2 separate regions of the Mus musculus genome follow, and region 1 is linked to region 2. Evidence: chromatin loops called from intact Hi-C (ENCODE). Cell type or tissue: gastrocnemius. All regions are shown on one strand. Each heading gives the region's core, and the rest is flanking DNA. Links, peaks and the distances in the headings are about the cores only.

Region 1 (12,458 bases), core at 6,249-8,748, 360 kb after region 2:
TCCTACAGGTAGTGAGGCTTGGCGACAAGCACCCTTAGCCCCTGAGCTTCCTCACTGGTCCATTAACCAAGGCCCTTAGCCACCACCCTCATAACTTCCTAGATCGTCGCCCTTGACTTCTTCATGTTCTTCCTTTCTTTCTTTCTTTCTTTCTTTCTTTCTTTCTTTCTTTCTTTCTTTCTTTCTTTCTTTCTTTCTTTCTTTCTTTCTTTCTTCCTTCCTTCCTTCCTTCCTTCCTTCCTTTCTTCCTTTCTTTCTTTCTTTCTTTTTCGAGACAGGGTTTCTCTGAATACAGAGAAACAGCCCTGGCTGTCCTGAAACTCACTTTGTAGACCAGGCTGGCCTCGAACTCAGAAATCCGCCTGCCTCTGCCTCCTGAGTGCTGGGATTAAAGGCGTGCGCCACCATGCCCAACCTTCATGTTCTTTCTTTTCCTCTCCCTCTACCTTACCTCCAACACTAAACTTTGGACCCAGGACCTTTGGAGGGGGCTCTAGTACTCAGATACATCCTCAGCCCCCTTTAAAAACTGTTTATTATTTTCATTATTTATATGCATGTGTATTTTCTGTGTGAGTGTATACCATTGGTGTGCACGTAGGTGCCTATGGATGCCAGAAGATGGGATCTGGCGGCTGTGAGACTCTTGATGTGTGCTAAGGACTAACTTCAGGTCCTCTGGAAAAGCAAGAAGTGCTTTTAACTCCTGGGCCTTCTTTCTAGCCCCAGCCCCTGCCCTTTATGAGAATTCTATTTTGAGATAGGATTTTGCAAAAACCTTCCAGGCTGCCCTGAAATTTGGATCCTCCTGACTCAGCCTCTGGTGTCAGGGATTGAAGATGCACTGCCTCACCCCTTCTTCTCTTTATGAGCTTCAGGCACTGTGGCTTTTGTGTTTGCTGCTGGTCTTTCGGGGCAAGGCGTGGCAGACTCTCGGCTTCACCTCTTGGAACCTGACCCTGTGATTACCCCTTTAATCTGCAGTCCCCTGTCTCCCCTTCACCATATCTTGGTCACACTTGCTGTTACTGCTGTCTCTGTCTTTACCCTAGAGTGAACAAAGATCGGACTTTCATCTCCCATGTAATCACTCTCTCTACTTCTCTGGCTGTGGTTTAGACTTTGTCTATTGGAAGCCACGGATAGACAAGGTCAGTTCAGTCCGGTGGTGACATGTGCATACGCAATAGCAAGCGATATCTTCTTTAATGTGGCAGCTCTTTTCATATCCAGCACCAACAGGGACTTATTAAAATATCGGTAGCGTTTCATTGGCTCAGCCATGCCCCCAAATGGAGAATGTTAGTTATTTTCCATGACCAGCTCCGGGTACAAAGAATGTTATGAAACCATCAAAGATAAACAGATTCATGAAATGACAACTGTTTTCTATTCCAAGTGATGAGAACCAAATATGCTGTTCACATTGCAGGCATGTCTAACCTATTAGACTGTTCCAGAACAGAACAGAGTGAAATCAGTGACTAAGAACACTCTTTCATTCTGGTATAGATGGAGAGCAGGCCAAGGCCGCTGCTAGGAAGATAATCAGAGGGTCGAGCCTAGAGAAGGGGGAAAGCAGAAGGGGGAAGAATGAGCTACAAAGAGCTGGGAGTCACTGGAGCTGTGTGGAATGCGGTCAGAGGAACAGGCTAGGGTGACAAGTTCAAAATTCAGACCCAGGACAGTGGGAGCACTTATGTGGGGTGGGGACCAGCTTGTCTGAGTAGAGAGTTGGTACTAAGTGTGTTACTCCGAATGTAACAATTCACAAGTCAGGGAACTATTTCGTTACTAAGTGCATTAATGTTTTACTTAGCTCTGATAGTATCTGTAATATCATTGTAATAAAGGGCTTAGATATTCATGAAGTGGACTAGCTTATCTTGAAATTTTTTATTCTCCCTTTTAGAAAGACACACTTGTATCCCTTATGATGCTTTGTATAAACGCAGGTGAGAATGAGCCCCAGTGTGCTCGGGGTCAGAAGAGAACCTCAGATATCAGATGTTAGGTCTCTTGTTATCTGCTGTGTATGCCAGGCTTATCTGCTGTGTTATCTGCCAGGCTGGCTGGTTCAGGAGCTTCCGGGGCTTTTCCTGCTTCATCTCCTAGCCTGCCTTCCGAACGCTGGGACAACAGATGTAAGTCATCCTAGCAGGTTAGTGTAGGTTCTCTGGTCCTCAGGATTGCTTGGTGAACACTTTCTCCAATGTGCCATTTGTTTTCCAGACCTTATCTTGAGAAGTTTCGGTAGAGCCGGGCGTGGTGGCGCACACCTTTGATCCCAGCATTCAAGAGGCAGAGGCAGTTGAATTTCGGAGTTCAAGGCCAGCCTGGTCTACAAAGTGAGTTCCAGGACAGCCAAGGATACACAGAGAAACCCTGTCTCAAAAAACAAAAAAAAACAAAAACAAAACAAAACAAAAAAGTTTCAGTAGAGCCTTACAAATTGTACTGATCAGTGGTATAGTTTTGTAATAGTGATTTTATTCAGAGAGAGAGAGAGGGAGGGAGGGAGAGAGAGAGAGAGAGAGAGAGAGAGAGAGAGAGATTTACAATAAAGTCCTTTCTAAACCGTAAACTTTGAAATAACACCATCCTAGTTAAGGTGATACTTAGATGTAAAACTTACATGGAAAATGTTCAATCAACTCACAAAAGCAAGATTTACAAAAAGTCATAGGTCAGTGTAAGATTCGTTCATGTTCAGTAGAATTTAGGTGTTTTTGGCAGATGGCAGATGGGGGTTCTTCCTTCTCAGTCGACTAGCTCTGAGGAAACCATGTTGAAGAAAAGGGGAAGAGTTAAGCCCTAAGCCCTGTAGAGGGGAAACTCCCTCAAGAGTAGGACCAAGTTTGGTAAGTCTCCTGAGATCTGGAGTGAAATACGGCAAAATTTGCATTTATATAGCACTCTCTCTGCACTTGCTTTATGTGTGCTTTCCATATTAAATAAAAACACAATTAAGAGTTAGTTCCAAAATACCAGGTCAAACATATCAAACAAAATCAGGAATGGCAATTAGTGCTGGAATGCCAGAACAAACAGATGGTTATTGAGTTTGGATTTAAGGAGAGAAAAGCCTGTGCCAGTTGCATATCAATAAAGAAGTAATTCTGGAGCTCCGGGGCCACAAGGGCCGGGGGCTTGGGCTACCGTAAGAGCCAAGTTGGGACAGGGATTTGTCCCGTGCAGTGAGTTTATGGGAAACTGTAATAAAGCCAGGGCAGCTACAGTTATGGGACACTTCATGTGCCAGCCACTAATGGGACACTTCTGCGTGCCAGCCACTGCGCTCTGTGATAAGCACTCCGAGACAATCAGATCTGAGATCTGTATTTCAGCCAACTAGAATCCAGTTTAAAGGAAGGAGGCATGTGTGAAGCCACTTGGGGACCTTCACTGTGTGTGGCAGTGTGAAGACTTCATTCCAGGCATAAAAATAAGACCGTGCTGTTCTATGTGAAAAGGGGCGGGGCGGAGAGCTCAGAACTCTCATGGCTTTACATCCAAAAACCTCTGAAAAAAATGAACAGATTTTCTTAATATAGAACGGAAATTTTATAGCCTTCCTGTACACTATTTGATATCAATGGTCACCTAATTCACTGCAGAAATGTCACATTTGGTAGGCAGGTTTTGATTAATCAACAGACTTTCCTTTTCTTTTTGGTGCTGGAGATTGAGCCCAGAGTCCCCTGTGTGCTAGGCTTGGGATCTACGAACATCTCCAACTCAATACTGAGGCCTTACCCTCGAGCCTGCTGAGTGTGCGGCACCCACAGGACAAGCACTGTTTAACGTCCATAAGACACAAAGCAGCAATGAATAAACCAACCTATCATATTTGTCTGCCTCTTTCCAGGTCACTCCTTGTTAATTCTGTGTCCGGCTTTGTTCTTCACATCCCCACAGAGTTCCTTCCCCAAGGCCGCTTCTGTTTGTTTACTTCCGTGGCATGGCTTCCTTAAAGGGCTCTTCCCTCCCTTCCAGGACCAATCTTGGATCTGTTTGTATGCATCTTCCCATAGGTCAGCTCTCTCTGCGGGGCCTCTCTCATCACAAGTCCTAATAAATATTTGTAATGAAGCAATTCCCTAAGGTTTGCTTCTCTAATCTCCCCGCTGGCTCCCTTCTCCCCTGGGGAGCTCATCCATTCTCAGCTGTCAGCGCTGGGCAGGGGCTCCGGAATCTGCATATTCAGATCTGGCCTCTTGCCGGAATGCATTTCTTATTGTTGCAGGTGTTTACTGGTCTCTTTACCTAATTGTCTCTCCAGTGCCTCGTTTTTCAACGTCTCCCTCGGACGTCACATCCAGAGTTGTGGAAAGTGTGAATGGCTGAGAAACGATCAGCTGCCGACCAAAGGAGGACAGCTTCTTTCCCCTCCCAAATTGAATCTTTTGTTGCCCACCTGCATGTATTGCTTATAAAGAAGACAAACCTTTTTTTTTTTTTTTTTTTTTTCCTCAAAAGAAAACTTATGACAGTCCGGAAAAGGCAAGTGGGATGAAGATTGTCAAAAGATATTGATTTTGGAAAGTTTGGGAACAGAGCGGGGGAACAGGTGGAATACAGGATTCGTAGGGCTGTGGAATTGCACGGTATGATACTTTAAATGGAGTGTGTGTGTCAGGACACATAGTGGAAACCAACAACGTGTGCAATACAGAGCAGACTATGGTGTACTGAGGTTGTATGTATAAGTGGAGATACATAGATTATAACAAATGTCTCATCCTGGGACTCGGGGTGTTGTGTTTGTGTGTATGTATGAGAGAGAGAGAGAGGGAGGGAGGGAGGGAGAAAGAGAGAGAGAGAGAAAGAGAGAGCACTTGAGAGAGGCATATGAGAGGGCATTCAAGAACTCATCACTTAGTTTTATGTGAAGTTAAAACAGTTTAAAAACAGTCTTTTAAAAATTAAGATAGGGGGGCCGGTGAGATGGCTCAGCGGTTAAGAGCACTGACTGCTCTTCCAAAGGTCCTGAGTTCAAATCCCAGCAACCACATGGTGGCTCACAACCATCCATAACAAAAATCTGACGCCCTCTTCTGGAGTGTCTGAAGACAGCTAGAGTGTACACACATATAATAAATAAATAAATAAATAAAAATTAAGATAGGAAAACCCAGCTTTCACTTGTGCTTTACTGAATTCTTGTGCCAGAGGGTTACAATATGTTTTTTAAATTACTGTATTTTGTTTGTTTTGCGTGCAAGTGTGTTGTGTGGGGAGGGGCAGCATGTGGAGGCCAGTGGACAACTTGCCAGGACAGGTTCTCTCCTTCCATCATGTGGCTTAGGGGATGGAACATGGGTAGTGAGGTGGGCCAGCCAGTGCTTTCTTTACCCACTGAGCCACACTGCTGAACAGAGAGAGGCTTATAGTGCTTCTAATTAAACAGAATCCATGCAGACAAAATGATTGTTCACAGGGTGAAGGAAGGGGTTTGGGGAGCCGGCTCAGTCGTCAACGTGTCTGCTGTACCAGTGTGAAGACAGTGCTCATCTCTCACCTAGAAAGTTTGCTCAGGCACTGTGGCAGGGCCTTAATACCAGCAAGAGATTCTAAGACAGGCAGATACCCGGCCACCAGCTTAGCCTAACTATTGAGTCCAAGCTAAGAGAGATCCTATCTCCAAACCCGCAAACAAAACTCCAAATAAACCCCAACTGGACAGTTTAGGAGGAGTAAAACCTAAGACTTACTTCACACACGTGTACATACGTACATGCATGGGCATCTTTACACACACAAACAAGCACATTTTGCCACATATACACATACCCGCATATATTTGCTCTATTGCTCCTACACAAAAGAAGCAAGTACCAGTTCACTAAGACAGGTCCCTCTCTCTGAGGACCATCTATCCCAGCCCTGTGAATCTCAGCACCCCCCCCCCCCCCCCGTGAATCTCAGGCCCTCCCCTCCTGCCTATTAGTGTGCATCTTTGCTCTAATTCTTGCCTCCTGTGGCCAGGCTCACTCTTTACTCATTACTGAAACACTGTCTCAAGTATCTGGACATTTCTGCCTCTTTCTTGACCGTTCTATACAAAAGCTCCCAATTGAAACGCACACTTCCATGTCATCTGTCTCCCCACAAACCACATACTACTTCTTAGAGTCTTGACATAGTTTGTCTCAGGCAAACCTGGCATGTCTGAATCCAGTTGACTCTAGTTTGTTGAAAGGACATCTTTTGGTGGTACTGACATGGGAAGAACTGTGGTGCCTGTTGTCTACAAGACTGGATGGGTATGTGCGGAACCTACGGCAGAAGAGTTGTACAGGTTTTTCTGTTTTATCTAACCTGTATTTTTTTCTCCTTCCTACTAATTTTTTTTTTTAAACTTTTAAGACTAACTGCATTTGTTGCTCAGGCTGACCTATAAACTGCAATTCAGCTTACTCAGGACTGGAATTTACAGACAAATGCTGCTATTCCTGTCTATTTTGTGTTTTTTTTTGAAGAGGCAAAGTAGTTTTAGAGAGATTCAGTGGTAAAGTATAAAATTAAACTCTTTTTTCCCCTCCATCTCATGTTTGTGGTAAGTGGATCTGATACTTCCTTTAGCATCTTCTCTAAACTCTTGCAGAGCTCAAGAGAGACAACACAAATAGCAGGAACTGGGCATCAGAAAAATCAGGGACCAGGCTTTGAGGAGGGCCACAAAGCAAAACTGGCTTCTATTTTCAAATTGTTGAAGAAAAGAAGGAGGAGGAAGAGGAAGAGGAGGAGGAGGAGGAAGAGGAGGAAGAGGAGGAGAAGCCAACCATGGTGGCAAACATATTTAATCCCAGCACTTGGGAGGCAGAGAATAGTGCATCTCTGTGAACTCCAGACATGCTAGGGCTATACAGTGAAGCCTCGTCTTTAAAAAAAAAAAAAAAAAAGAAAAAGATTTCCACCTTAGTGATTAAGAGCATCGGTTGCTCTGCCAGAGGACCAAGGATGAATTCCTAGCACCAACATGGCAGCACATGACTGTCTGTAACTCCAGTTGTAGGGGCTCTGAAATCCTCACACAGACAGACATGCAGGCAAAATACTAATACATATATAATAAAAGGATTAAAAAAGAATTTTTGTTACATATGAACATTATATAGAATTCAAATTTCAGTATCTTTGAATAAAATTATATTGAGTTTTGTTTTGTTTTGAGGCAGAATCTCCTTGTGTGGTACTGGCTAGCCTCAATCACAATATGTGAACCAGGCTAGTCTGTAACTCACAGAAATCTATCTGGCTCTGGCTTCCAAGTGCTGGGACTATGGGTGTGCACCACCACCACCTAGCTAACGAAATTTTTTTAAAACTTGTGATCCGTTTCCTAACGGTCTGTGGCTGCTCTGGGGCTACCATGGCAAAGTTGAGTCTGTGACCAAGCGATTATAATCTATACTATCTAAAGATGAACTTTGCAGTTTGTGACAGCAAAGTCTGTCCTCCTTTAATATGAACAATCAGAGTCGGTACCCACAGTAGCCTTATGATTGCTGTTCTGAATGGAGCAGGGGCTTCTGGGATCTAACTGCTGGACTCTTGGGAGATGCCCTTCTCGTGAAACGCAATGAGAATAGTGCCCTCTGGAGGAGGTCATGAATTTGAAGTAGTCTTTTGTGGCAAAAGGGCCCCCGGAATGGAATGAAGAAGTGTGAATTTTAAACACTGACAGGTTAATAATTGCTGTTTTTTATGAGCTGTAGTATGGTATGGCACATCTGTACATTGCATGTGATTGCCTCATAGTTTTTGGTTTTGTTAATAAATCCTTGACTCACACACACTAACTGTTTGAAAGTAGAAGTAGATCCCAGCCTGAGCCTCCATCAGTGGCCCATGAGGGCGATACAGAGATATCCTGAAACTTCCCTTAGCCCTAAAAGACAACAGTTCTGTGGGCTCAGACTCCTCTCTGTCAGCATCTGAAACAGCCTGTACCAGAGCAGTGCTTTTCAGAAGACTGTTGACAGCCCCAGAATTTCTGATGCCACTGATTTGGGTTCAGTTACCTGTACTGGCTAGTTTTGTGTCAACTTGACACAGCTGGAGTTATCACAGAGAAAGGAGCTTCAGTTGAGGAAATGCCTCCATGAGATCCAACTTTAAGGCATTTTCTTAATTAGTATCAAGGGGGAAAGGCCCCTTGTGGGTGGGACCATCTCTGGGCTGGTAGTCTTGGTTCTATAAGAGAGCAGGCTGAGCAAGCCAGGGGAAGCAAGCCAGTAAGGAACATTTCTCCATGGCTTCTGCATCAGCTACTGCTTTCTGACCTGCTTGAGTTCCAGTCCTGACTTCCTTTGGTGATGAACAACATTACGGAAGTGTAAGCATAATAAACCCTTTCCTCCCCAGCTTGCTTCTTGGTCATGATGTCTGTGCAGGAATAGAAACCCTGACTAAGACAGTTACCTCTCAAAAGACTGTGCTCACCAGTTTTTAAAACTTGGCACAAGCTAGAGGTACCTGAAAGGAGAGAGCCTCAATTGAGAAGGGCAAGCCTGTAGGGCATTTTCTTTTTCTTTCTTTCTTCCTTTCTTTCTTTCTTTCTTTCTTTCTTCCTTCCTTCCTTCCTTCCTTCCTTTCTTTCTTTCTTTCTTTCTTTCTTTCTTTCTTTCTTTCTTTCTTTCTTTCTTTCTTTCTTTCTTTCATTCTTCCTTCCTTCCTTCCTTCCTTCCTTCCTTCCTTTCTTTCTTTTTTAAATTTTATTTATTTTTTTTATTTTTTGAGACAGGATTTCTCTGTATAGCCTTGGCTGTCCTGGAACTCACTCTGTAGACCAGGCTGACCTCAAACTCAGAAATCTGCCTGCCTCTGCCTCCCATGTGCTGGGATTAAAGGCACGTGTCACCACTGACTGGTTTGTCGGGCATTTTCTTAATTAGCGATTGATGGGGGATGGCCTAGCACATTGTGGGTGGTGCTACACTTGGGTTGATGGTCCTGGGTTCGATAAGAAAGCAGGCTAATGGCAAATACAGAAGTGGATGCTCACAGTCATCTATAGGATGGAACACAGGGTCCCCAATGGAGGAGCTAGAGAAAGTACCCAAGGAGCTGAAGGGGTCTGCAACCCTATAGGTGGAACAACAATATGAACTAACCAGTACCCCGGAGCTCTTGTCTCTAGCTGCATATGTAGCAGAAGATGGCCTAGTTGGCCATCAGTGGAAAGAGAGGCCCATTGGTCTTGCAAACTTTATATGCCTCAGTACAGGGGAACGCCAGGGCCAAGAAGTGGGAGTGGGTGTGTAGGGGAGTGGGTGGGTAGGGTTTGGGGGACTTTTGGGATAGCATTTGAAATGTAAATGAAGACAATATCTAATAAAAAAAAAAAAAAAAGAAAGCAGGCTAAGCCAGCCATGGAGAATGAATCAATAAACAGCCACCCTTCTGTGGCCTCTGGAGCAGCTCCTGCCTCCAGGTTCTATCCCTGTCTTGGCTTTCTTCAAAGGTGGACTGTGATGTGGAAGGGAAAGCCAAATAATAAACACTTTTCTCCCCAACTTGCTCCTGTCATGGTGTTTCATCACAGCAGTAGTAACGCTACCTAGGACAGAGACTAACCTTTACTCAGATAGATGCTCTTAATACTAGGATTGCTTGAACTTACCGAGCACTTCCTGCTTGTCAGAGACTAGGGTAAGTCCTTGAAGTAGCTTTTGTCATTTAGTATAGACAATAGTTCAGCGAGAGGCACCACAGTCAACCTAGTTTATAAAGGTGACAGTTCTGCAGCCTTGTGCAGGATATATTACTATTAGTGTAACGGTTGGTGACACACACAGTGTAATGGTTGGTGACACACTCAGTGTAATGGTTGGTGACACACACAGTATAATGGTTGGTGACACACACAGTATAATGGTTGGTGACACACTCAGCGTAACGTTTGGTGACACACTCAGGTTTTGCTGGGTGGCCATTTTTAAGGAGGCATTGTGATTACTCAATCTTTCTCAGATAGCTTTTTGAATTAAAAAGCATGATCTGGCCGGGTGTGGTGGCGCACACCTTTAATCCCAGCGCTCGGGAGGCAGAGGCAGGCGGATTTCTGAGTTTGAGGCCAGCCTGGTCTACAGAGTGAGTTTCAGGACAGCCAGGGTTACATAGAGAAACCCTGTTGCGAAAAAACAAAAACAAAAACACAACAAAAAAAAGCATGATATGGTGGTTTGCGTGAGAAATGTCCCCACAGGCTCACATGGTGATCTCTCAGTCCTAGGTTGGTGTTGCTGTTTGAGGAGGTGGAGCCTTGCCGGAGGAAGTGGGCCACTTCATCGCCTTCCTGCACTTCCTGCCCCCTTCCTGCTTTCCACATGTTGTTGAGGAAGTCATCTCTTAGCTTCCTGCTCTGGCCATCTGCTGCCAGGCCTCCCCTGCCGTTATGGAATCTCCTTCTGAAACTGGAACTCCAAAGAAACTCTTCATTCCATAAGTTGCCTTGGTCATATCACTTCATTATTGCGACCATTGATAGCCACCTCATTGGCTAAGTGATTTGGGGCAGGCTTAGCCTAAGTCTCTGTTTCCTCCTAGGTGGTGTGTGTGTGTGTGTGTGTGTGTGTGTGTGTGTGTGTGTGTGTGTGTGCTGGGGCGGGGGTTGGGAGGAAGAGGATCATGACCAGATCATGCAGATTAATTAGCTGGGTCACGTGGTCAGTTCCTGGAACAACTCCATGTTCAGCAGTTTGCTCTCACTAATAAGTACATATTGTCTCCTTCTTGGTGAGCAGTTCTTCACACATAATGCCGTGAGCCTCTCCATGTTAAATGGACTGCGTAGATTTCCTTTAGTCGTAGTCTCTGGTTTTATAAAAGCTATTATTTTAAACTCAGTTCAAGGCTGATCTCTTTCATTTGCCCTAATGGACCAGGTAGTATCTTATTTAATGGTTTATCAACACTTGCACTCTGCTTTGGATAAATGTTCCCAAAGGCTCATTCCCTAAACATTAGATCAATAGTCTGGGAGATGAAGAACCTCCAAGAGGGGAGCCAGGTGCAGTGTACATGACTTTAATCCCAGCACTCAGGAGGCAGAAGCAGGCGGATATCTGTGGGTTCAAGGCCAGCTTGATCTACATAATGGTTTCCAGGGCAGCCCACAGGGGGAAAAGGACTGAGTGGGGGCCTTCCAGTGACTTAGGTCATACCCTTGAGGAGCTTTTGGTAATTCAGTTTCTTTTTTTTTTTTTTTTTTTTTTTTTAACTTTTTTTTTTTTAAAGATTTATTTATTATATGTAAGTACACTGTAGCTGTCTTCAGACACCCCAGAAGAGGGAGTCAGATCTCGTTACGGATGGTTGTGAGCCACCATGCGGTTGCTGGGATTTGAACTCTGGACCTTCAGAAGAGCAGTCGGGTGCTCTTACCCACTGAGCCATCTCACCAGCCCGGTAATTCAGTTTCTTGACTCCCTCTCTTTCCCTTCCCTTCTCAGCTGCCAAGAGACCAGCAGTATTGTCCCCACCCCCACAGGCTCCTCTTCATGACAGTTGCTTTCCTATAGGTGTAAAAGCAACCAGGCCAGTAAAAACCACAGAAAACCTGAAAGACTGTGAATCCAAACACTGTTTCTTCTTTTTAAGTTGTTCCGCTGGGGTAACTTGTTACAACAATGTATTGCTGACCTACACAGATACTCTCTCCTTCATCAAATGTGGGGTTTTCACTTTTTTATGCACGCTGTCAGTCACACAGTGCTGGGAGAGACATTGGCTACACAGGGTGAAAGAAAGGCACCTGGTTCTTATTCTAAAAGGGAGAATCTACCTCAGCTCACTGGGTTCTTGGCTGTGAGTCACCAAGCCTCAATGATGTCACCGACAAGCCAGGAATGAGTAATTCTTCGTGGAGAATGCATGAAAAGACACTGTGAAAACTTACTAGGTGTTGAACTTCTAATTGCTTCCCACTTCCTTTGCACCAGACATAGAATTCTGCATTCAGTTGCTTTCTGCTAGCTGAAGTTTGACGCGCTTACCCGTCTACCCCAGGCTTAAGGAACTATATATTTATGTTCACTTCATTGAGGACATTTTAGTTGTAAGGTCTCCGCAGACAGAGGCAGGCCCTGCTCTCCCGTGGCTGGACAGCTAATGGAGATACCAGGAACTGTATTGCTCCAGGACCTCAGCTTAGCCCTCTGTTGGCTTGGCTAGGTTTTTGCCTGAGGTTGCTTACAATCTACTAAGGCTGTGAGAAAACTCAGTCAGAGTAAGCAAGCATTGAGGAGTAGTTAAGGTTTGGTGTCAAATGACTGCTAATGGCAACAAATACTTTGGCTGTGGGTGGGGGAGTGGTAGCTCTCTCTGATGCATTCCCAGCCAGGGGTCAAAGGTCAGCATGTGTTGGTGGAATCTTCAGGAACAGAACATTATTGATGAGAGTGTGTCTAGGGCAGTGGTTATCAACCCCAGCTGACACTGGCCACCACTGG
Region 2 (12,458 bases), core at 5,601-8,100:
CCCACCAGTAATTCATGTGTTTCAGAAACAGACCAATGATTATATCCCCAACTGTCTAACCTACTAGGCTGCCATATTGTCACAATCAAGAGCATGGCTACTCGGGGCATGGCTAAGTCGGAAGGCTGTGGGACAGGTTTTAGGAACTGTGGTGGTGTGCCTGTTCCAGTGGGTGGTTTGAGGCTGATGAGATAAGCAAGCATGTAGACTCTTCCCAGGTCTACTTGTTTCCTTGTGGACAGTCAGTTTGCCTGAGCTCTCTCTGGTGGCACAGAAAGGTTCAACAGAGACAGAAGCACGGGGAAGCTGCTGGCACAAGTGGCCTGCCCGGCAGTACAGAGCCCTTTCTATCCAGGGAGGTCCCAACAGGCAATTTGATGCTAGAACCTTGCAGCAGTTTCCACATTGGTGTATCTTTCTGAAAGAAACTGTTCTCATCCAATTGATCTAGTTCTCCCAGCAGCCTTACAGCTCCCTTAACTCAAGAGTAGGTTTTAACACACACACAAAATTTTTTTCTTTTGCAAAAGAAAACTACTGTTAGCAGAAGCAGTTGTCTCCATCCTAATTTGATCTCCAAATGGACAAATCTCATTAGAAAGGAATTCTTTAAAACATTTGCAAAGCCCCAGTTGAGGATCTGTATAATAACAATATTTAATGAATACAACTCCAAGAGAAGATATTAGACAGTTCTCAAAACTTAAGATCTGCCCCGTGGAACAAGCACACTCTATCCCAATAAGATAGTTATATTCCAACTTTTATGATATAACCAAGTGGTTTCCAAATAGAATAGTCTTTAGTTTTATGTTTCCAATTTATAACAAAACTAGCTGTGCAGCAAGCACATTACATTTTTCTTGGATTGATAAACTCATTGCATATGAATTATTTCATTGACAAAAAGTTATTAATTTTTCTTCCGAAGTTCAAACACTTTGGTAGGGGATGGGTATATAGGAATTCCATTTCAGTGCAACAAAGCAACAAGAAAATCAGAGCCTTACAAGGGAGTGTGTGGCATCCTCCCCTGTGTGTTCCCGCCTCCATTCTTCATAGCTGTGGCAGACACTGCAGCAGCCAGTGAAGCACAGAACAGCAGGAAAGGCGAGTTCTGGCCATTTTCAAGTGTCAACTTTTCTCTTGAGCTACAGGCCCAGTTTTATCACTAAGTCTCTGCAGTTCAAAACAGAAATAAGAAGCATTAATTAGTTCAACCAATGTTGGCCAAGATGAGACAGTACCCTCTGAGACTGTCGCTGGTTCAATGTGGTACAAGTGATTTCTCCTCAAGTCAGCTAGTCTTCCCCAGAGTGACCATGGATTTATTTATATCACCACACTGCGCACATGGAAAGGCACCAAGGTGGCGAGCCCATCCTTGGACACAATTCTAAGGATGTAGCATCACCTTTCCTGATCCACCTTTCCATAGGAGGAGCAAAGGAGGGCAAATACTGAGTTTTAATGAACTAGGAAAAAGCCATAGTTGACCCCATAGTCGTATATGTTCTTGACCTCTCTTAGCTCTTGCCTATTGTAAGTGGGTTCCCACCTACAAGAACTGAAATCACATATGACATTGTACCTGGCAGGGACTCCTTAACTTCCCTCCCAACCAGCTTACAGTTGGTTTTGATGTTTGTCTTGAGATTAGGTCTCAGCAAGGTGTGGTAAGTGCCTGTTTTTAATCCCAAAAGAACGGATCAGAGATAAACAGGTCCTATGAGCTCAAGGCCAGCCTTGTCTACATACTGAGTTCCTGTACAGCCAGGACTATACAGAGTCCTTGTCTTGGGGAGGGGGGCCTGAGAAGGAGAGGGGGGAGGCGGGGAAGGGAGGGGCGGATAGATATGGGGCATATATATATATCTGTCCACAAACTCATGACCCTCCAGCTTTAGCCACCGAGCAGCTGAGCTTATGTGCTGTTGCCCCCCCCCCCCCAAGAAGCTGGTTACTCTCATTCTTTATTGTGGATCTTCCACTAAAAATTAATCTATTTTTAATGTGGAAAATATCCATGAGCAGAAAGCACAATAAAGTGTGTCAAATGTCTATATAAGCATAGACTCCTTCGTAGGGAAAGCGGGCAAGATGCACGGTAACAGCTCCCACACTTAGGAAGCAGGCACACAGGAGAGGACAAACAGAAAGCACTCGGCAGTTAGCCCACATTCGGAACCAGTGTTCATTACTAAATGAAAACTAATGTTTCTGAAGGTTAAAACGAGAGAAAAATCTCAAAGCAATGAATATGGTAATACCAGTACTCAGATTTGCAGGCGTCCCTCTGGCCCTTGGATTCTTTCCCCTCCTGGCACCAGGTCTCCTTGTCTGCACTGCAGGACTTCCTAAAACAGGAGCCCCTGTGCAGGTTGCTCACGTGTTGACCTTTGCCCCTCAAGGATGAGATACTATGACTTACAAATTATAAGGTCAAAAAATTTAAATTTTACATTTTATTAAAATTGTGACTGTAATTAAGTTTTGGGAACATTTCTATTGTGTGTATGTGTGCAGGTGCCTACAGAAAAACAAAGTGAGCCGGGCATCCTGGAGCTGGAGTGACAGGTGCTGAGAGCAGCGGGGCTTTGGATGCTGTTGGTGTGGACATCTCTGCAGCACAGCAACTGATTTTCTCAAGGAATCTGGAATAATGTTAGGAATTCTGCCCTAATTTTGTGTATTTTACCATATCAAAAATGTGACTCCATTTTAAAAGCAGAAAAAAAAAAACCAATCTGTTTGAATGGGCTAATTTCATATATCTTGCTAACATTTTAGAAAATGCTGTATTACAAACGGCCTTATAACCTTATATGATATACTTAAGAGAGGCGTAAATTAAGTTAGCTTAGACACTCAGTTTGCAATATCCAGCTGCTAAAACAACTGGCCCTAAGAAGAAAAGGTCGGGGGAATAACATGGAAAAAGACAAGACCATCCAACTTGGCTCACCCTGCTTCCAAGATGCAGCACAAAACATACTTACTGTGACCTTCTGGCTCGTGCTGTCCCCGTGGATGGTGAGGAAGGGGTTGGTGGTAGCTGTGTGGAGTGGAGGCGCCTGAGCACCTGCAAGGAGATTGTTGATGGGGATCTGCGTGGGTCCCGGGAGCTGCAGCTGCTGGAGCTCAGGCGGGTGGTGCTGCTGCTGCATCAGCTGGTATAGGAAGGCCTGATGCTGTTCCTTCAGAAAAAGTGGGATGAAAGATGAGCTTCAGCCAGAGTCAGCAAAGCCTGCCTTCTCCATCTCTCTCCTACAGTGTTATTTAAAGCACAGTCACTGCTAAGAGAACAAGAGCTGAGTGTGGTGGCACAGGCCTTGAATCCCAGCATTTGATTGACTGGCAAGCAGATGCAGATCGATCTCTCTCTCTCTCTCTCTCTCTCTCTCTCTCTCTCTCTCTCTCTCTCTCAACAGTTTGGTCTCCATAGTGTCATGCTAGCCAAGACTATGGTGAAGTCTGTTTAAAAACAAACAGGATAAAGACCAGCATCCAGGAAAGCAACTGCATAGGTAGTAACCCAGCACCACTTGGGAATTGACCATTTTTAATTGATTTGGTTGATTTTTGTTTTTCAGGACAGGGTTTCTCTGTGTAGCCTTGGCTGTCCTGGAATTCAAAGATCCATCTGCCTTCTGCAACCAAAGTGCTGGGATGAAAGGTGTGTGCTGCTGCTGTCATCCAGCTGAGTTGCCCATTTTTAAAACACAGTAGAGGCAAATACAGAAGTGTCTTCAAATGAGGCTGTCCGTGAAGAACACACAACAGAAACAGCAGCAGTTGGATGCTGTGCTGCTTGGCTTTGTTAACACACAAGCAGGTTATCTGAAGAGGGACCCTCAATTGAGAAAATACTTCAATCAGATTGGCCTATACGCACTGTCTTGACTAATGAATGATGCAGGAGAATCTAGGCCATTGTAGACAGCACATGGTTCCGAGATGGCTAAGAAACAGCAACTTCTAAGACCCACATTCACAAAGGAGGAGCCCGGGATAGCCACAACACCAGACACTGACAAAAGTAAAACCTTGTCAAACAAAGGACTTACGGGTGTGAGCTGCTGGGAGTTTAACAGCTGCTGGAACTGCTGCTGCTGGATAAACATCTGTCTCTGCTGGTCCGACAGCAGCCCTAGTCCCGAGGCACTGAAAAACCATCACAGCCTTACTTTCTACTGTAACCTCCTCAGGGGGATGTCAAAGGCAGCTTCTTCATTGGGGTGTTAACAAATTCATTTGAACTACAGGGCTTCATTATGTACAAATTATTCTTTCTCCTTATATACGTAAACTCGACCATCAAGTAACAGAAACTTAGTCAGGAATTTAGTTTAAAAAGATACAAACGTATGTGTTTGTAATAACAGTATTCATCTGTTCCTTACTGCATCAAAATCTCTGATAGAGAAATATCAAAATTGTGCTGTTCAAATGTGAGGAGCCAGTATCATGTGACCGCCACAAAAATGCCTTTTCAAAATTTAGTATACATGTATGTAATAAGGAAAAGTAACATTTTAAGTTTGATATCCCAGATCAGGACCGACATTTTCAACAAAATATATTTAATATGATACTGAAATCTATTTTTAATTGAATTACATCAATTTAAAAAACAAGCAATCCATGAGTAGCTAGCACTTAATTTTTTTAGAGAACATCTACAAAATACATTAAAAAATCCTAACCCAAAACAAAGACAACACTAATAACATGTTGCATGAAGAAAACCAAATAATAATAACAACGGCAACCACAACAACGTACTGAAGCAAGCCTCTTACCTGTTGGTCAGTGCGGCGGCCGGCATTGGATGCGCTGCATTAGGTGGTACACTGGTGTGGGTGAGAGGGGCAGGGTTCTGGGAGATTGTGACTGGAGTCTGAATCACACCATTTAAAGCTCCCACAATGCCGTTAATTGCCAGTTGGTTACCTGGCAGAGCTCCAATTATTCCACCCACTGCGGACACAGCTGGGATGGTGGATGTGACGGTCTGCATCCCACTAGCTAGTGCCCCCACTGTCACGCCATTCACCTGCTGAACCCCACTGACTCCAGAGCTCTGCTGAGCAGGACTCTGGCCAGCAGGAGGGGGAGTAGAAAGAGCAGAAGAACTGCTGGTGCTTTGTCCACTGGAGGTCAAGTCCTAGTGTAATAAGAATGAAACTGAAGTTGCAAAGAGCACAGCAAGACTGTTTAGCATTATTTTAAATCATTCAATGTAAGGTGCAATGTTTGCAAGTAAAACACACAAATGAACATTTAACCACTCTCAAAAAAGTTTACCTGATTTAATACAGGAAGAGAATTGTCAGGTAAAAAGCTGTTTCCTATATGTGGGCTCTTACTGCTGTTCAGGGAATCAGGAGGAGGAGCTAGAAACAGGGGAAGAGAACAAACACAGGCCCTATTAATTATAGTATGTGTATTAAAGGCTAATTAAAAGTAGATGCTGAAGCCCACAATCCTGTTATCCCTAACACTTATTTAACTGGGGGGTGGGGGAAGAGGGAGAAGGTGTCTTTGTGTTGAATGTTGTAGCTTTATTTCAAAAATGAAATCTTACATTTAAATAAATTTTACCACTAAACTATCCTCTGAAGTGAAAACAAATTCAAGGGAATTACTAGGGCTGTCTGTCTCTGTCCCTCACAACTAACTTACCATCTTCATCATGTAACTGGTAACCATTAGAGTCCATCCCACTTCCCTTAGAAACAGTGCTGTGGTACTCACCAGTCTGTGCTGTGTATGTGTGCATCTGATGGGACGGACTGGGGTTTGTCGTTATGGCTGGGAAAGGCACTGAAAGCTGTGCATTCAACAACTGAAGACGTTCTTTCTTGGCAGTCAAATTTTTGATCTGTTCTTCTAATCTTCGATTTTCAACTTGAAGTTGATGTAATGACTTTAACATTCCTAGAACTGGAAAATATTTCTGTGACTTTTTTTTTTTAAAGCAAAGACATCTCCATTCCCATGACTATTTTATGGTCATAGCATCAATTGCCTCAGACTTAACTATGTAGGAATTTTGTAGGCTAATACTAACATGACTAGGGTTTATTCCTAGATCTGAATGTTGATACAAGCATCATGTTAAGGAACACTATATCCAGCTGTACCACATGGAAGCTTTGATCCGAGCAAGTGCTCGCCAGTGCACGTATGTGGGGGTGTGTGTGTGTGTCAAACAATAACCTACCTCAGTCATGTTCAAGTAGTTTCTATCCTCAAAGAAAAATGATGGCATTTTATTTTCCTCAAAATAAAACTTAGTTAAAATTTCAAAGTACTTGTCATGATTTTATATAAGAAAAAATAATGACAAAACTAAAAGTTACAATAGGAAAATTAACACCAATATGTTTTACCTCCAATAAGGACACGTTTTCTTAGTTACTGTTTAAATATGCAGGAGCTGGGAGATGCTGTCTATGGAAAAGCAAGCATGCATTTGGCATGCACAAGGGCCTGGGCAGACTCTTCAGGACCCAAAACAGCAGCAGCAGCCACCGCCGCAGCCACAGCCACAGCCACCATTACCACCAAGCCTGCTGCCACACAACTGGCAGAAAGCTGTTCAGCCTGTCTCTTCCAAGGCTCCCCAGCAGGGAGCGCTGTATCTGCACCCCTGCTATTTCTTGCTTGAGGAAGAGAGGCCTCCTCATCTGTTAACAAGCTTATGGCCCTGCCTGATCACCTAAGATACTGTGTTAATTCTTCCAAGGCTTGGACTTTCAACTGCCAATCAAGAACATTGCTGTTAGGCCATGGTGATGGACATTTGAAAAATTCCAGGTATTAAAAAGATGTATTTGCTTAACATGATCTCAGGGCCGTCCAAAGACCCTCTAGCATTACCAGACTTAAATTTTATCCCCCTTATGGTGCCCAGATGAGACAATAAGACAGCTAGCCTGTCCTCTACCTATCCTGTTTAAAAGGTTATGCTCACATCCATTTCCTCACATTTCAACAGTTTTCAGTAGGGGCACTGTCCATAAAACATTAATTCAAGGCACTTCACTCACTAGTAATTTTTTTTAAGTCTAGTTTTTAAAATAAAATAAAAATAAAGCACTGAAAGTTACAAACCAAAATGATAAACCCACCTACTCTTCCCCCTCAGCTGCTCCAACTGTGTTTTTGTTTTTGCTTTCCACATCCCGCACCATTGGTATTAATACTAAATATGTACATACAAGATATAACGTATAACTTCATAAGTATGATTAACATTCTGATTAAATATAAAATTTACTAATTACTATTCCTTTTGCAAGAACAGGGTCTAAATAAGTAGCCCTGGCTCTTCTGGGATTCTCTATGTAGACCAGGCTGGCCTCAAACTCACAAAGATCAGCCTGCCTCTGCCTCCCAAGTGCTGGGATTAAAGATGTGTGCCACCTGCTTCTACCTGTTAAGTGGCAGAATTAGAAACAGGTATCACTTGTCTGCCTAATTACTATTCCTTCAAATTCTAAAATCTGAAACCTAACTATAGCTGTCTAGATACATTTAAAAAAAAAAGAGGAGGAGGAAGAAGAAGGAAAAGAAGATGATGATGATGATCTCTGGGTACAGGAATCTTTGTTTAAATCCTGAGCTGAGAGGAGAGACTGTATGTTCTCACAAGGTGTCAAGAGCAAAGTCTAGTAGGACAGAGGGACAGCAGCAGCTGTTTATTTCAACCAGTGACAGATAACACAAAGCACAGAAGGCAAGCTTTTTCAATTTTCATGTCATTTATCTTCAACCCTAGGAAAAAGGGACAGCCTTTCTATCAAGTTCACAAGACACTAAAGAACTTAAACAAAAACTTGCCGGAGATATTCTTAAAGATGAATAAAGACTAATTTGGAGTTAAAAATATAAAGTTAGCTCTGACAAACCATGTGACATACCTTCTCAAATTACATATAGTGCCTGACATAATGTCATTATTTGGGTAAACAGTTTTTCTGTATTTATGTATTTGTTTGTATTTTGGGGGGCCCAGTTTCTCTGTGCAGAACCAGCTGTCCTGGAACTTGATTTGTAGATCAGTCTGATCTTGAACTCAGAGATCCACCGGCCTCTGCCTCCTGAGTGCTGGGACTAAAGGCGTGCGCCACCACTGCCCACTTCCAAGTATCCATATTTTAGACACAAGAAAATGAATACTTACTGTCACCAGGAGTCCCCTGCTCTAGTAAAAACTGCTGTCCTTCACTCCACTGCCTCTCCAAGAGCTGTTCAATACTTGCTGCTACTGGAGGCACAGTTTCCAAACTGCTATTGCTCGGTTGATCATAGCGAAGCTGTAAGTTGCTCACAGGGGATCTGTCAAAAACATTTAATCTCAAATTAAAAGGAAAGGAATGTGTCTAAGAACCTGCACAACAATCTCCTACGCTGTGCTGAGAGACCATTCTGCAGTATACATTTTCTAGCACCAAATGGCCTATGGCAGAGGTCTCAATAAGATCATAATTGAGTCATTGTCATTCTTCCTCATTAAATTATAAAGTAAAATAGTTGAACATAGTAAATAATTAAAAAACACTAGAAAATAAATGACCAGTGTTCTTTGAAGTAGGCTGTGAACAAACAGAATGGCTTTCTTTATAAGACATAGAGAAACCAGACATTAGAAGAGCTATAAAATAGACAGAGCCTGGAAAGGAGAGAGGGGCTGAAAAGCTGACCCAGGGGTTGAGAGTACTCGCTGCTCTTGCACAAGGCCCAGGTCTAGTGCCCAAAACCCACATGACAGCTCACAACTCTGTCTGTAGCGCTAATTCCTGGGGATGTAATGCCCTCTTCTGGCTTCCTCAGGCACTACGTCTTCAGATGATGCACATACATGATGTACATGCAGGGAAAGTACATATACACATTAAAATAAAATTCTCTAACTGTCTTAATGTACATGTTATCAGACTAACACTACAAATGTAACACTGTGGAGGACATTTGAATCTTAAAGTCCAATAAAAAGAAAAATTAGGCTGGGCGTGGTGGCGCATGCCTTTAATCCCAGCACTCGGAAGGCAGAGGCAGGCGGATTGATGAGTTCGAGGCCAGCCTGGTCTACAAAGTGAGTTCCAGGACAGGCAAGGATACACAGAGAAACCCTGTCTCGAAAAACAAAAACATTAATGATTTTTAACGAAAAATGAAAATACATTTTACTTCTATCATTTCAATGTGATTTATCTGTATAGAATGTAGGTGATACAAGCATGTTTAAATGTCATAGATTAGTTCTTCAAACAAATCTTAACCCTTCTAAAACAGATGAAAATGAACGTGTTCTATTCTTATGTTCAGTTTTACTTTTCCAATGTCTCTGGTCTCTGGTCTCCTTTCTCCCTCAATGCAACAGTGAAATGCATTAGTACCCTAACTATTTTATACAATGACCTCCACTTACAAATGAGGAGGAGGAGGAGGAGGAGGAGGAGGTGCCACACAAGGACCAGGAAATTCTCAAAGTTTGCTTAGTCAATTAAGAAAGACCAAGTCTTGTACATAGAGCTCAAGTTGGAAAACAACAGTCTTCTAGCAATGAACTAGAGGTCTGGTCCTGGCAAAAAGCTTGTTATGTATCCATTTCTTAAAGACTTCAAGCAGTAAGGCATTCTACATGCAAGCATCGTAAGCTAGCCACCACATTCCAAATACATGATGTCAGGGTTAGTTGGGCCATTCCACTTTGGGCTGATTTTTAAAGAGTAATGTAATGCTTCAATGCACACTAAAAATAATTTAGTAGCATTGTATTATGGTCTGCTTAAAATAAAAAGTTTTACTAAGCAAAATTGCACCAAGGGCTTCTGAATCCATTTTGGATAACTTGTGTGATGATGTAACTTTAAAAGGGGGACATGGAAACCCTTCCTCTACTAAACATGAGCAGGAGTCTACTAACTTCCTCATTTGAAAAGGAAACTATAAACAGTATAGAAATACAATATAAAAATAAGAGAGCAGTGGTATAATTTTCTCATTCTGTATTTCAGACTCCTTGGTTCCAACTGAGAAATATTTTCTCCAGATTTTAATAAGAAAAAAAAAACCACATTACTTTCACATAATTATACTGTAGGAATTATATGAGGAAAGGTCTATGTTTAGACACTCTAGGGAAATGGATGAGGTTACTGGACAGTATCTACAGTGGTAAAGAAATGTGCTCCCTGAGGACCCACCAGACTCATTTCCAGAGTACAAGCTTGCAATCCCACCAGCAATGGAGGAGTGTTCCTCTTTCCCCACATCCTTGCCAGCATCTGCTGTCACCTGAGTATTCGATCTTAGCCATTGTAACTGGTGTGAGGTGGAATCTCAGGGTTGTTTTGATTTGCATTTCCCTGATGACTAAGGATTTTGAAGACTTTTTTTTAGGTGCTTCTCAGCCATTCGGTGTTCCTCAGTTGAGGATTCTTTGTTTAGCTCTGTACCCCATTTTTAATAGGGTTATTTGTTTCTCTGGAGTCTGACTTCTTGAGTTCTTTGTATATACTGGATATTAGCTCTCTATTGGATGTAGGCTTGGTGAACATCCTTTCCCAATCTGTTGGTTGCTGTTTTGTCTTATTGACAGTGTCCTTTGCCTTACAAAAGCATATGAGGTCCCATTTGTTGATTCTTGATCTTAGAGCATAAGCCATTGGTGTTCTGTTCAGGAAATTTTCCCCTGTGCCCATGTACTCGAGGCTCTTCCTCACTTTCTATTCTATTAGATTTAGTGTATCTGGTTTTATATGGAGGTCCTTGGTCCACTTGGAATTTTTGGGGTCACTTAAGTATACTATCATATAATCTGCAAATAGTGATATTTTGACTTCTTCTTCTCCAATTTGTATACGGCTGATCTTTTGTTGTCTAATTGTTCTAACTAGAACTCCAAGTACTATACTGAATAAGGTAGGGAAAGCCTTGTCTAGTCCCTGATTTTGGTGTGATTTCTTCAAGTTTCTCTCCATTTAGTTTGATGTTGGCTACTGTTTAGGTATGGGCCTGATTTTTCCAAGACTTTTAACATGAAGGGGTGTTGAATTTTGTCAAATGGTTTTTCAGCATCTAATGAAATGATCACTATGTTCGGAGCAGCCTTATTTATAATATCCAGAAGCAGGAAACAACCCAGAAGTCCTTCAACAAAGGAATTGATACAGAAAATGTGGTACATTTCCACAATAGCATACTGCTCAGCTATTAAAATCAATGACTTCATGAAATTCCCAGGCAAATGGATAGATCTAGAAAATATCTTGAGTGAAGTAACTCAGTCAAAAAGGAACACACATGGTATGTACACACTGATGGGCAAAGAGAGTGGAATACCCAAGATACAACTCACAGATCACATGAAGCTCAAGAGGAAAAAAGACCAAAGGGGATACTTCAGTCCTACTTAGAAGGGGGAATTATACAATCAAGGGAAGTAGAGGGTGGAAGGGACTTGGGAGGAAGAGAAGAAGGGGAGGGGTAAAAGAGGGGTAGGATCAGGTATGGGAAGAGACGGAGGAGATGTACAGAGAGTCAGGAAATTGAACACAGTTGAACAGCAATGGGGGATGGGGAACTGGGGGTAGCAACCAGAAAGTCCCAGATGCCAGGAAAGCAAGCACTTCCCAGGACCCCACGGGATGACATTAGCTGAAATACCCCACACAAAGGAGGGAGAACCTGTAGAGACAATATCCAAAGGTTAACCACCACCACCACCACCACCACCCCACCCCCCCACCCCCGTTGAGGGATGGGGAGACCCACACATTTCCAAAATTGTAATCCAGAATTGTTCCTGTCTAAAGGAAATACAGGGACAAAGAGTGGAGCAGAGAGTGAAGGAGAAAGGCCATTTAGAGACTGCCCCACCTGGAGATCCATCTTATACACAGACACCAAACCCAGACACTATTGAGGAAGCCAAAAGGTGCTTGCTGACAGGAGCCTGATACAGCTGTCTCCTGAGAGGCTCTGCCAGATCCTGACCAATACAGATACAGATGCTCGCAGCCAACCACGGGACTGAGGACAGGGACCCCAATGGAGGAGGTAAGGGAAGGACTGAAGGAGCTGAAGGGGCCTTATGTGACATCAATGGGTGGGATGCTCTTGGTCCTGTGAAGGCTTGATGCCCCAATGTAGGGGAATGAATGCTAGGGTGGTGAGGCAGGAGTGAGTAGGTGGGTGGGTGGAGGATCCCTCATAGAAGCAGGGTAAGGGAGGATGGAATAAGGGGGCTGCAGAGAGGAAACTGGGAAAGGGGTTACTTGAAATATAAATAAATAAAACATCCAATAAAAAAAAAAATGTGCTCACTGGGTAGTGGTGGTTCACACTTTTTTTAAATCTAATTTTTTAAATTAGATATTTTCTTCATTTATATTTCAAATGCTATCCCCAAAGCCCCCTATACTCTCCTTCCCCCTGCCCTGCTC

What was found. Peaks named below come from ENCODE experiments on the same cell type or tissue, not always from the same donor. Only the 100,000 strongest peaks of a DNase experiment are listed, where the experiment ranks them.
Region 1: a loop joins it to region 2, with 2.8 times the contacts of the local background. A loop is called at or near these places in 7 of 42 quality-filtered maps.

Annotation. Positions count from the first base shown.
Region 1 is chr2:17,844,633-17,857,090 of GRCm38, reverse strand. No RefSeq gene overlaps it. Among named protein-coding and RNA genes, the nearest start is that of H2al2a, 150 kb to the left of the region's middle. In gastrocnemius, for the core only: a CTCF peak has its summit at 7,603 (motif pointing left); no DNase peak of the experiment used is centred there.
Region 2 is chr2:18,199,489-18,211,946 of GRCm38, reverse strand. It overlaps Mllt10 (myeloid/lymphoid or mixed-lineage leukemia; translocated to, 10), which reads right to left. Exons shown (of 23, transcript NM_001252560.1): 17 at 8,192-8,346; 18 at 5,758-5,946; 19 at 5,308-5,396; 20 at 4,803-5,167; 21 at 4,068-4,164; 22 at 3,000-3,197; 23 at 1-1,179. The coding sequence ends at 1,135. It also overlaps a transcript of Dnajc1 not described here. Among named protein-coding and RNA genes, the nearest start is that of Gm39761, 9.1 kb to the right of the region's middle. In gastrocnemius, for the core only: a CTCF peak has its summit at 6,629 (motif pointing right); a DNase peak (open chromatin) is centred at 6,621.